Linked DNA regions of Homo sapiens: region 1 is linked to region 2. Evidence: chromatin contacts called from ENCODE Hi-C or POLR2A ChIA-PET data. All regions are on one chromosome and are shown on one strand. The core of a region is the stretch at or near the end of the contact, and the rest is flanking DNA. Distances in the headings are between cores, read along the strand shown.

Evidence for each region. A loop is a pair of places that touch in the nucleus more often than their neighbours do. ChIA-PET counts read pairs that join two places held with the same protein, here RNA polymerase II (POLR2A). Pooled maps may share reads with other maps.
Region 1: a loop to region 2 is called in a pooled map, with 20 times the contacts of the local background. The contact joins two enhancer-like sites. A Hi-C loop is called at or near these places in 6 of 50 pooled maps. POLR2A ChIA-PET finds 5 or more read pairs at or near these places in 3 of 52 experiments (OCI-LY7, activated naive CD4-positive, alpha-beta T cell and activated naive CD8-positive, alpha-beta T cell).

Annotation. Positions count from the first base shown.
Region 1 is chr10:90,225,664-90,230,649 of GRCh38, forward strand. No RefSeq gene overlaps it. Among named protein-coding and RNA genes, the nearest start is that of LINC01375, 270 kb to the left of the region's middle. Within about 2 kb of position 2,133, at least 3 of the 41 ENCODE cell types and tissues checked have a DNase peak (open chromatin) inside an H3K27ac peak, as active enhancers do.
Region 2 is chr10:89,859,217-89,863,712 of GRCh38, forward strand. The region is part of intron 1 of LINC01374 (long intergenic non-protein coding RNA 1374); the gene reads left to right. Among named protein-coding and RNA genes, the nearest start is that of LINC01374, 7.6 kb to the left of the region's middle. Within about 2 kb of position 1,660, at least 5 of the 41 ENCODE cell types and tissues checked have a DNase peak (open chromatin) inside an H3K27ac peak, as active enhancers do.

The DNA of each region.
Region 1 (4,986 bases), core at 883-3,382, 370 kb after region 2:
TTCTGGCTATGTACAATTTTAGTTCTCCATGAAAGATTTGTCTTCACTATGACTTGCAGCATTTCTGCTAAATTTTGTATAATGTCTTTGCAACATATTTAAAAATTCTTTTGAAATGTTTGTGTACCATTTGCAGCAGTGTATGGAAGTTACTATGAGAATTACCTTAAAATTTAAAACAGAAGTGAAAAGTTTTGCATAATTGGAAGGACTTTCTGATATCAAGTTTAAAATGTTAGGATTTTAACATAAGCTATATCTATGTGTGTAGGTCTGTTCTTATTTGGATATAATTTTTGAGATTATCACTGGAAATGTTATTACGTCAGATTTTCTATGTCAGCTATGCTAATATCACTGTCAGAAAAATTTTACAAAAATTCTCCAGGGTATACATTTTATGGAGTGTGCTTGGTTAACAAATTCTCTTCTCTGAGCACTAGCAACAACCAAAACAACAGCATTGGCAATCATTGAGTGTCTGTGTGCTATGAACTCCACCGGGCATTTTACATATGTATAATATATCCCTGTAGGATTTTACAACAATCTTACAAAATAGTTATTATAATTCCTATTTTACACATAAAGAAACTGAAGCTGAGAGCAATTAGATCACTTTTTCAGGGACTTAAAGCTAGTGGTGGCAGAGCCAGCATTGAAACACAGGTTTGTTTACTCCCAGAGCCATGTTCTTGATAATTATATTGCTTTAACAATTTTTATGTATTTTAATTTACACTCTCTGCAATTCATACACAAGGGTTCTTGACATGGTGACAGGACAGGACAGATCAAGACAGAGGCTCTCCAAGGCAGTGAAAAGACCCTTCCTATCTCCTCTGGCTTAACCTGGGTTTATGCTCCTTTCCTGGCCCTGTTGGTATAATCGGCAACATCTGTGTTGTTAGAGGGTGGAGAGCGCATGGATCATCTTAGCTCAAAGGTAGGTTCTAACAGCATAGAAGATGGAGTAGAGAAAAATAAATAGTGTTTTTTTTTCTCTCTGCTACTTACTAGAGCCATGCTATCTAATATGGCAGACACTAACCACATGTGACTTTTGAGCACTTGAATGTGGTTAGTTCAAATTAAGACGGACTGTAAAACATACACCCCCTGCCCCCAGACATCATATTTCATTAAGGCAACATAAAAATGCCAATTATCTCATTTATAACTTTTATAATTATTGCATTTTGAAGTAATATTTTTTAAAACATTAGCTTAAATAAAATGTATTACTAAAATCAATTTCTCTTGTTTCTTTGTATTTCCTTCAATGTAGATACTAGAAAATTTAAAATTGCATATGTGGCTTGCCTTTGTGGTTTTCATTATATTTCTGTTGGGTCACATGGTCTCAGAGGGTAAAAGACAGGAAGAAAACATTCCTATTTTTCACAATTTGCCTGCCCTCAGACCTGAAACCTTGAAGATAAATATTATCAAGCTCCTATTTTCCTGAAAGGGAGTAGACAAATCCAGCTAACTGCAATTTCTGGCACCATAAATAAATGACTTGTAGACAATTTTAATGTGTTTTCTAAAAATATTTCTTCCATATATGTGGCATGCAGTCCTGAATAAAGCTCCTGTGGATCAGGCAAGTTCATTTTTGGGTCACTGGCACTTATGTATCCACCATTATCTTGGCCCAATCTCATTATATTATGCCAACTTTGAGGGAAGAACTGAGTCATCACCTTCCTTTGTAATTTCCTAGACAATGCTCCACTCATAATGGGTTTTCAGAAACATATCTACCTGATCAAAGTCACTCGCCCACTCATTCACCACAAACCTCTGATGATGAGATTTGTTTTATTCCTTGTGATTCATCTTGGTGAATGTACCATGCGGTTTTGAAATAAATGTGTTATAATGCAGATGTTGGGTCTACTGTTCCCTAACTTTTAGATCAAGATAGCTGATAGTGTTGTTCAAGTTGTCTGTTTTTACTGATGTTTTTGTCTAGTTGTTTTATCAAATGGAGTATTGAAATCTCTAACTATGGTGATATAATTATCTTTTTCCTTTTAATTCTTTCAATTTTTGCTTCATGTAAACAAGCTTTTCTTTTTTTAATTGACAGATAACATTGTATGTTTTGATCATGTATAAAACCATATCGTGTTTTGAAGTATATATACATTGTAGAATGTGTAAACCTAGCTAGCAAAGAAATGCATTACTCACATAGTTACAACTTTGTGGTGAGCATTTAACATCCACTCTTCACATTTTTCAAGAATACAATATATTGTAATTAACTATAATCAGTTTATTGTACAATAGACCCCTTAAAGTTTATTCCCCCATCCAACTCATCTAACTGTAATTATGCATCCTGTGACTAACATCTTCCCATATCCTCCCAACCATCCCAGCCTCTGGTAACCACTATTTGACTCTCTACTTCGATGAGATCAACTTTTTAGATTCCACATATGAGAGAGAATATGCAGTAATTATCTTTCTGTGCCTGGCTTATTTCACTTAACATAATGTCCTCTAGGTTCATCCATATTGTCACAAATGGCAGGATTTTATTATTTTGTGTGGCTGAATAGTATTCTATTGTGTATATATACCACATTTTCATTATCCATTCATCTACTGGTAGATATTTGGGTTGATTCCACATCTCAGCTACTGTAAATAATGCTGCAATAAACACTGGAGTGTAGATATATCTTTGGCATACTGATTTCCTTTCTTTTGGACATATACTCAGTAGTGGGATTATAGACCATATGGTAGTTTTATTTCTAAATTTTTTAGGAACCTCCAAACTGTTTTCCATAATAGCTGCACTAATTTTTAATTCTCACCAATAGTGTGTAAAGGTTCCCTTTTCTCTACATCCTTGCAAACACTTATTATCTTTTGTATTTTGGATAATAACCATTCTAAGTGGGGTGAGGTGATATTTCATTGTGGTTTTGATTTGCATTTCCCTGATGATTAGTGATGTTTAACATTTTTTCAATACCTGTTGGCCATTTGTGTATCTTCTTTTGAGAAATATTTATTCAAGTCTTTTGCTCACTTTTAAACTGGGTTATTTGCTTTTGCTATTGTTTGAGTTTCTTATAAATCTTGGATATTAATCCCTTGTCAGATGTATAGTGTGCAAATATTTTCTCCCAATTCTGTAGGTTGATTTTTTTTACTCTGTTGATTGTTCCTTTTTCTGTGCAGAAGCTTTTTAGTTTGATGTAATCCCATTTGTCTATTTTTGCTTTTGTTGCCTGTGACCTTGAAGTACTATCCAAAAATACTTGCCCAGACCAATGTCATCAAGCATTTCCTCTATGTTTTCTATTAGTAGTTTTATGCCCTCATTTTTAATGCTTTATGTTTTTGTGGTATATATATATATATATTTTATAACTCTTTACTTTCAAGTTATTTGTGTCTTTATATTTCAAGTGCATCTCTTAAGGATAGCATTAAGTTGATTGGGTCTTGCTTTCTTATCCCCCTGATAATCTCTGCACTTTAACTGGAAGTGCTTCATTCATTAACATTTAATGAATCATTCGTATGGTAAGATTTAGGTCTGCCATTTTATTACTTTTTTATTTATCCCTTCTGTTTTCTCTTTCTCTTATCTCCATTCCTTGCCTAAGTACTGAATATGTATCATATTTTAATTATAATTTTTTTATTGGCTTTTTGGCTAAACCACTATTTTTAGTGGTTGTTCAAGGGATTACAACATACACTCCATTCATTTTCATATTGCTATGAAGAAATACTCAAGACTGGGTAATTTATTTAGAAAAAAAGAGGTTTAGGCCTGCCACCTGTTCCACTCCATACTACCACAGCTGATGCTCTCTTGAAAGCACCACCTTCCAACAGGAAGCCAACCAGCACAAAAATAATGCATTAATCAACCAAAGCTAAGAACCCTCACAGAGTCCATTTCACCCCCCTGCCACCTCCACTGAAGCAGGTCCTGGTATCCATGACTAAGAGACCCACAGATTGTTCACATCACAGGACTCTGTGCAGACAACCCCAACTACCAGCCCAGAGCCTGGTGGACTTGCCGGGTGATTAGATCCAGAAGAGCGATAACAATCACTACAGCTTGACTCTCAGGAAGCCACTTCCCTAGGAAAAGAGGGAGAGTACTACCTCAAAGGAAACACCCCATGGGTCAAGAGAAACTGAACAACAGCCTTGAGTCCTAGACCTTCCCTCTGACAGAGCCTACCCAAATGTGAAGGAACCAGAAAACCAACCCTGGTAATACGACAAAACAACATTCTTTAATACCCCCCAAAAATCACACTAGCTCTCCAGCAATGGATCAAAACCAAGAAGAAATCCTGGATCTATCTGAAAAAGAATTCAGAAGGTTAGTTATTAAGCTAACCAGGGAGGCACCAGAGAAAGGCCAAGCCGAATGTAAGGAAATAAAAAAAAAATGATACAAGAAGTGAAGGGAGAAATATTTAATAAAATAGATAGCATACATAAAAAACAAAACTTCAGGAAAAATGGATGCACTTACAAAATTGCAAAATGCTCTGGAAAGTCTCAGAAATAGAATGGAACAAGCAGAAGAAAGAACTTCAGAGCTTGAAGACAAGATTTTTGAATTAACCCAATCCAACAAAAGACAAGGAAAAAACGAGTAAGAAAATATGAACAAAGCCTCCAAGAAGTCTGGGATCATTTTAAACAACCAAACCTAAGAATAATTGGTGTTCCTGAGGAAGAAGAAAAATCAAAAACTTTGGAAAATATATTTGGAAGAATAATCAAGGAAAACTTCCTCAGCCTTGCTACAGAACTAGACATCCAAATACGAGAAGCTCAAAGAACACCTGGGAAATTAATCACAAAAAGATCATCGCCTAGGTACACTGTCATTAGGTTATCTACAGTTAAGACAAAGGAAAGACTGTTAAGCACTGTGAGGCAAAAAACACCACGTAACCTATAAGGAAAAATCTTACAAATTAACAT
Region 2 (4,496 bases), core at 410-2,909:
CATTAATATAGTCAACTAATTTCTGAATTACCAAAAGAATTAAATGGAAAATAGTGCTGGAAGAAATGACTATCTTTCAAGAAAACCAAAATGAACCTTGCTTCCTACCTCACTTATACCATCCACAAAAATTATTTCAAAATGGATCATAGGCCTAAATATGAAAACCAAATCTTTAAATTTCTAGAAGTAAACATAGGAGAAAATCTTCATGACTTGTGTTGACAAATATTTTCTAGAAAAGAAAAGTCACAGAAAGCAGAATCCAAAAAGGGCAAAATTGATAAAAATTGGACTTCAGAAAAATTTAAAACTTCTCTTTATCAAAAGACATCAATAATAGGAATAGATATGTCATTAACAGGGGAGAAAATAGTAAAAAATATTTAGTAAAAATCTTCTTTTGGGAATATATAAAGAACTTATACTTCTCAATATTAAAAAAAATAAAAACAACCCTCCCAAACTGCAAAAGTCTTGGCCAGAAAATTCATAGTAAAAAATATACAATGACCCATAAACACATGAAAAATTCTCAAATTATTAATCATCAAGGAAATAAAAATTAAAACCCCAATGGGGTATCACTACACATGTAATAGAGTGGCAGAAAGGAGAAACTGATGATGCCAATGTAATTAAGAGTGTGAAGCAACTGAAACTCTCAGTGTTGCTTGTGGAACCTTGAAATTGCATAACCTCCTTGGAAAAAGTGTGTCAGTTTCTTATAAAGTTAAGCATATACCTATCCTTCGGCTCTCCAAGGCATTTACCAAAATAAATGGGAGCACAAGGCAACAGAAATGCTTACAGAAGAATGTTTATAGTTGCTTTATTCATACTAAAAAAGTGTTAGCAACACAAATATTCTTCAAACAATAAGAAGAAATTGCAATATAATCATACAATGGAGTACTATTCAGCAATAAAAATGAAGGAGCTATTGATACATGTGACAACATAGACCTAGTGATAAATGTTTAACTAGCTTTAAATATATTGTTGATAACTTTAAAAAGTCCTTATTTGTAGTGTTTGCTGATTTCCATGGTGTAGTAACTCACACTGGCCCATTTCAACCTACCTATGAAACGTGGAATTGGAAAGAGGTGCTCAGTAGCATACCACTATACAGATAAAATGGTTGTAAGTAACTTCAAGAGAATATGTAATAAAATGTAGGAAATACTTAGGAAATAATGTCCTTTGATTATTATTTTTGTTTTTAAAATGTCATTTAATTGTAAGTTTATATAATTTAATTTTTGATGATAGTTTTTTTAACAACCAGCTCTCAGAGTTTCTGAAAATTTAGCATTCAGCTCTTGTGAACTGGTATGAGCCACTGGAAGAGTCTCACATAGTATGCTAAGTAAAAAAAAATGGTCACTAAAGAGTAAATACTGTATGATTTTGTTTACATGAAGCTCTATAGCAGGCAAAATGAATCTGTGGAGACAGAAATGCAGACTATTAGTTGTCTTTTGGCTTAGGGTAGGGGATGAGACCAGTTGGGGAGAGATATGAGGAAACTTTCTGGGGTGTTGGAAAAGTTTTGTCTTGATAGAGATGTATGTTTTTTAGCAGATGTTTTTGAGCTGCACACTTAAGTTTAGTGGATTTCTCTGCATGTAAACTCTATCCGAATAACAAAGAAAAGGAAAGTGAAACCAGCCATAGCAACAATAAGTTAATGAAACGGGGCCAATGTGTACACACACACACACACACACACACACACACACACACACACACACACAGACACACACTATCAGGCAAGCCAAAAGGGAAAACTGATCATGAGCAAAGAATATTGAGGTGTGAAAAAGTCCAAAATATTTGGTAAATCCTATTGGTTCTGTATGTCTGGAGCATAAGGTTTACTGAAGAGATGGCTAGAAAGGTAGGTTAGGGCCTGATCAGCAATAAATTTACATAGTGATCCATGATTGGGCCCCTGCTATCATGGTAAAGGACTAGATAGGAAATATGTTAGGCTTTGCAGGTCACATACAGACTCTGTCACATATTCTTTTTCTTTTTTCTCCTCCTCCTCTTCCTCTTCTTCCTTCTCCTTCCCCTTCTCCTTCTCTCTCTCCTTTTCCCTACTCCTCCTCTTCCCCCTCCTCCTCCTCTTCCCTCTCCTCTTCCTCTTCTTCCTCCTCCTCCTCCTCTTCCACTCCTCCTCCTCCTCTTCTCCCTCTTCCTCCTCCTCTTCCCCCTCCTCCTCCTCTTCCCCCTCCTCCTCCTTTTCCTCCTCTTCCTCCTTCCTCCTCCTCCTCCCCCTCCTTCTTCTTTCTTCTTCTGCCTTTCTTTTTTTCTTCTTTTTCCTCTTCTTCACAACTCTTTAAAAATATAAAGGCTATACTTAGTTCAAGGGCTATAGAGGAACGGTGGGCCAGATTTGGTCTGCACACTGCAGTTTGCCGACCCCTGTGCTATACTAAGCACTCTTGATGTATAAAAGAGGTCCCTCTAACCAGAACCAATACACAAGGGCTACAAGAGATATTTGGTGTGTTACAAACTGTTTTGAGAGCACACAGAAGATGAGAGTGACTCATTCCTCCTGGGGGATGTCTTCTCAGAAGAGGTGGCATTTGTGTTGGGTTTTGGAGGATGAGAAACAGTTCACAGGGAGAAAAGCAAGTTATAGAAAGAGCTGTGCCTAGCAAGAGTAAGGCTCTGGCATTTGGTAGTCATGTTATGTGGGGTAATGCTTGGCTGGTTCTGAGTTTATCTTTAGGATAGGTATTATTATAGCTATCCTTTTAACTTGGGAAGAAGTGCAGTGAAAGTTAAAAAAACGAAACAGAGCCCTACTTGAAAAAGTTTAAAGTGCCTTAAAATGTGATTGTTACCTCAGACTCTTCATCTTGCATGAGCTGGGATGACTCATGCCACTTATGTGTGCACAGTAATTGCTGAGATTACTGGGCTTATGGCAGGGTGTTTGGGGCCTAATTCTCAGCTCTCAAGAGGGGATGAAAGTGAGTCAGGAACAGACTTTGACTCCTTTTTAATTGTTATGTGAGTCATTTGCATATTAATCTAAAGCCTAATTTGTTCAGCTCCCTGCTTCTTAAAAGTACATGCCAAATGACTGTTTGGTGCTTTTTAGGGACAGTATCAGGGTCTGTTCCCAGGCATTGGGAGTTGAGAGAGGGAAAAGTTGAAATAGGACAAAATATAAACAACTAAGATAGAGTTTTTTTTCAATAGGCTGGAGGACCTCGTAGTAGCATCTCTGGGTGTGCTGTCCCCTTATCATTTCACAATGCCTGACATTCCAACACAATGGATTCAAGTCCTTCTTTTTAATTTTTATTTATTTGTTTAATTTCAATAGTTTTGGGGGTACAGGTGGCTTTTGGTTACGTGGATAAGTTCTTTAGTGATGATTTCTGAGGTTTTTCATGCACCCATCACCTGAGCAGTGAACACTGTACCCAATATGTAGTCTTTTATCCCTCACCCTCCTCCATCCTTCCCTGCCAAATCCTCAAAGTCCATTATATCCTTCTTATGCCATTGCCTCCTCATAGCTTAGCTCCCACTTTTAAGTGAGAACATATGGTATTTGGTTTTCCATTCCTGAGTTACATTACTTGGAATAAGGGCCTTCAACTCCATCCAAGTTGCTGCAAAGGCCATAGTTCCATTCAATTTTAAGGCTGAGTAGTATTCCATGGTGCATATATACCACATTTGTTTATCCACTCATTGGTTGATGGGCATTTACATTGGGTCCATATTTTGCAATTGCGAGTTATGCTGCTGTAAACATGTGTGTGCATGTGTCTTTTTCATATAATGACTTCTTTTCCTTTGGGTAGATATCCAGTAGTGGGACTGCTGGGTCGAATGGCAGCTCTACTTTCATTTCCTTAAGGAATCTCCATACTATTTTCCATAGTGGTTATACTCATTACATTCCCACCAGCAGTGTGAAAGTGTTCCCTTTTCTCTGCATCCATGCCAATATCTATTATTTTTTGATATCTAAATTATGACTATTCTTGCAGGTGTAAGGTGGTATCTCATTGTGGTTTTAATTTGTCTTTCCCTGATAATTAGTGATGTTGAGCATTTTTTCATATTTTTCTTGGCCATTTGTATATCTTCTTTTGAGAATTGTCTACTCATGTCCTTTGCCCACTATTTGATGGGATTATTATTATTTTTTCTTGCAGATTTGTTTGAGTTCCTTGTAGGTTCTGGATATTAGTTCTTAGTTAGATATATAGTTTGCAAATGTTTTCTCCTACTCTGTGGATTGTTTTTTTCACTCTGCTGGTTATTTCTTTTGCTGTGCAGAAGGCTTTTAAATCAAGTCGTTCTTTAAAATGAAAATAGCTTTTGAGGGGAAAGGGGTGGGAAGTGGGACACCATACACTAGTTTTTGGTCAGAAAAATGATTTAGTGTATCAGTTCCAGTAAACAATGATGGTGTAGACATTGGATACTGAGCAGATTACCTGAGTCCAAATTCTTTG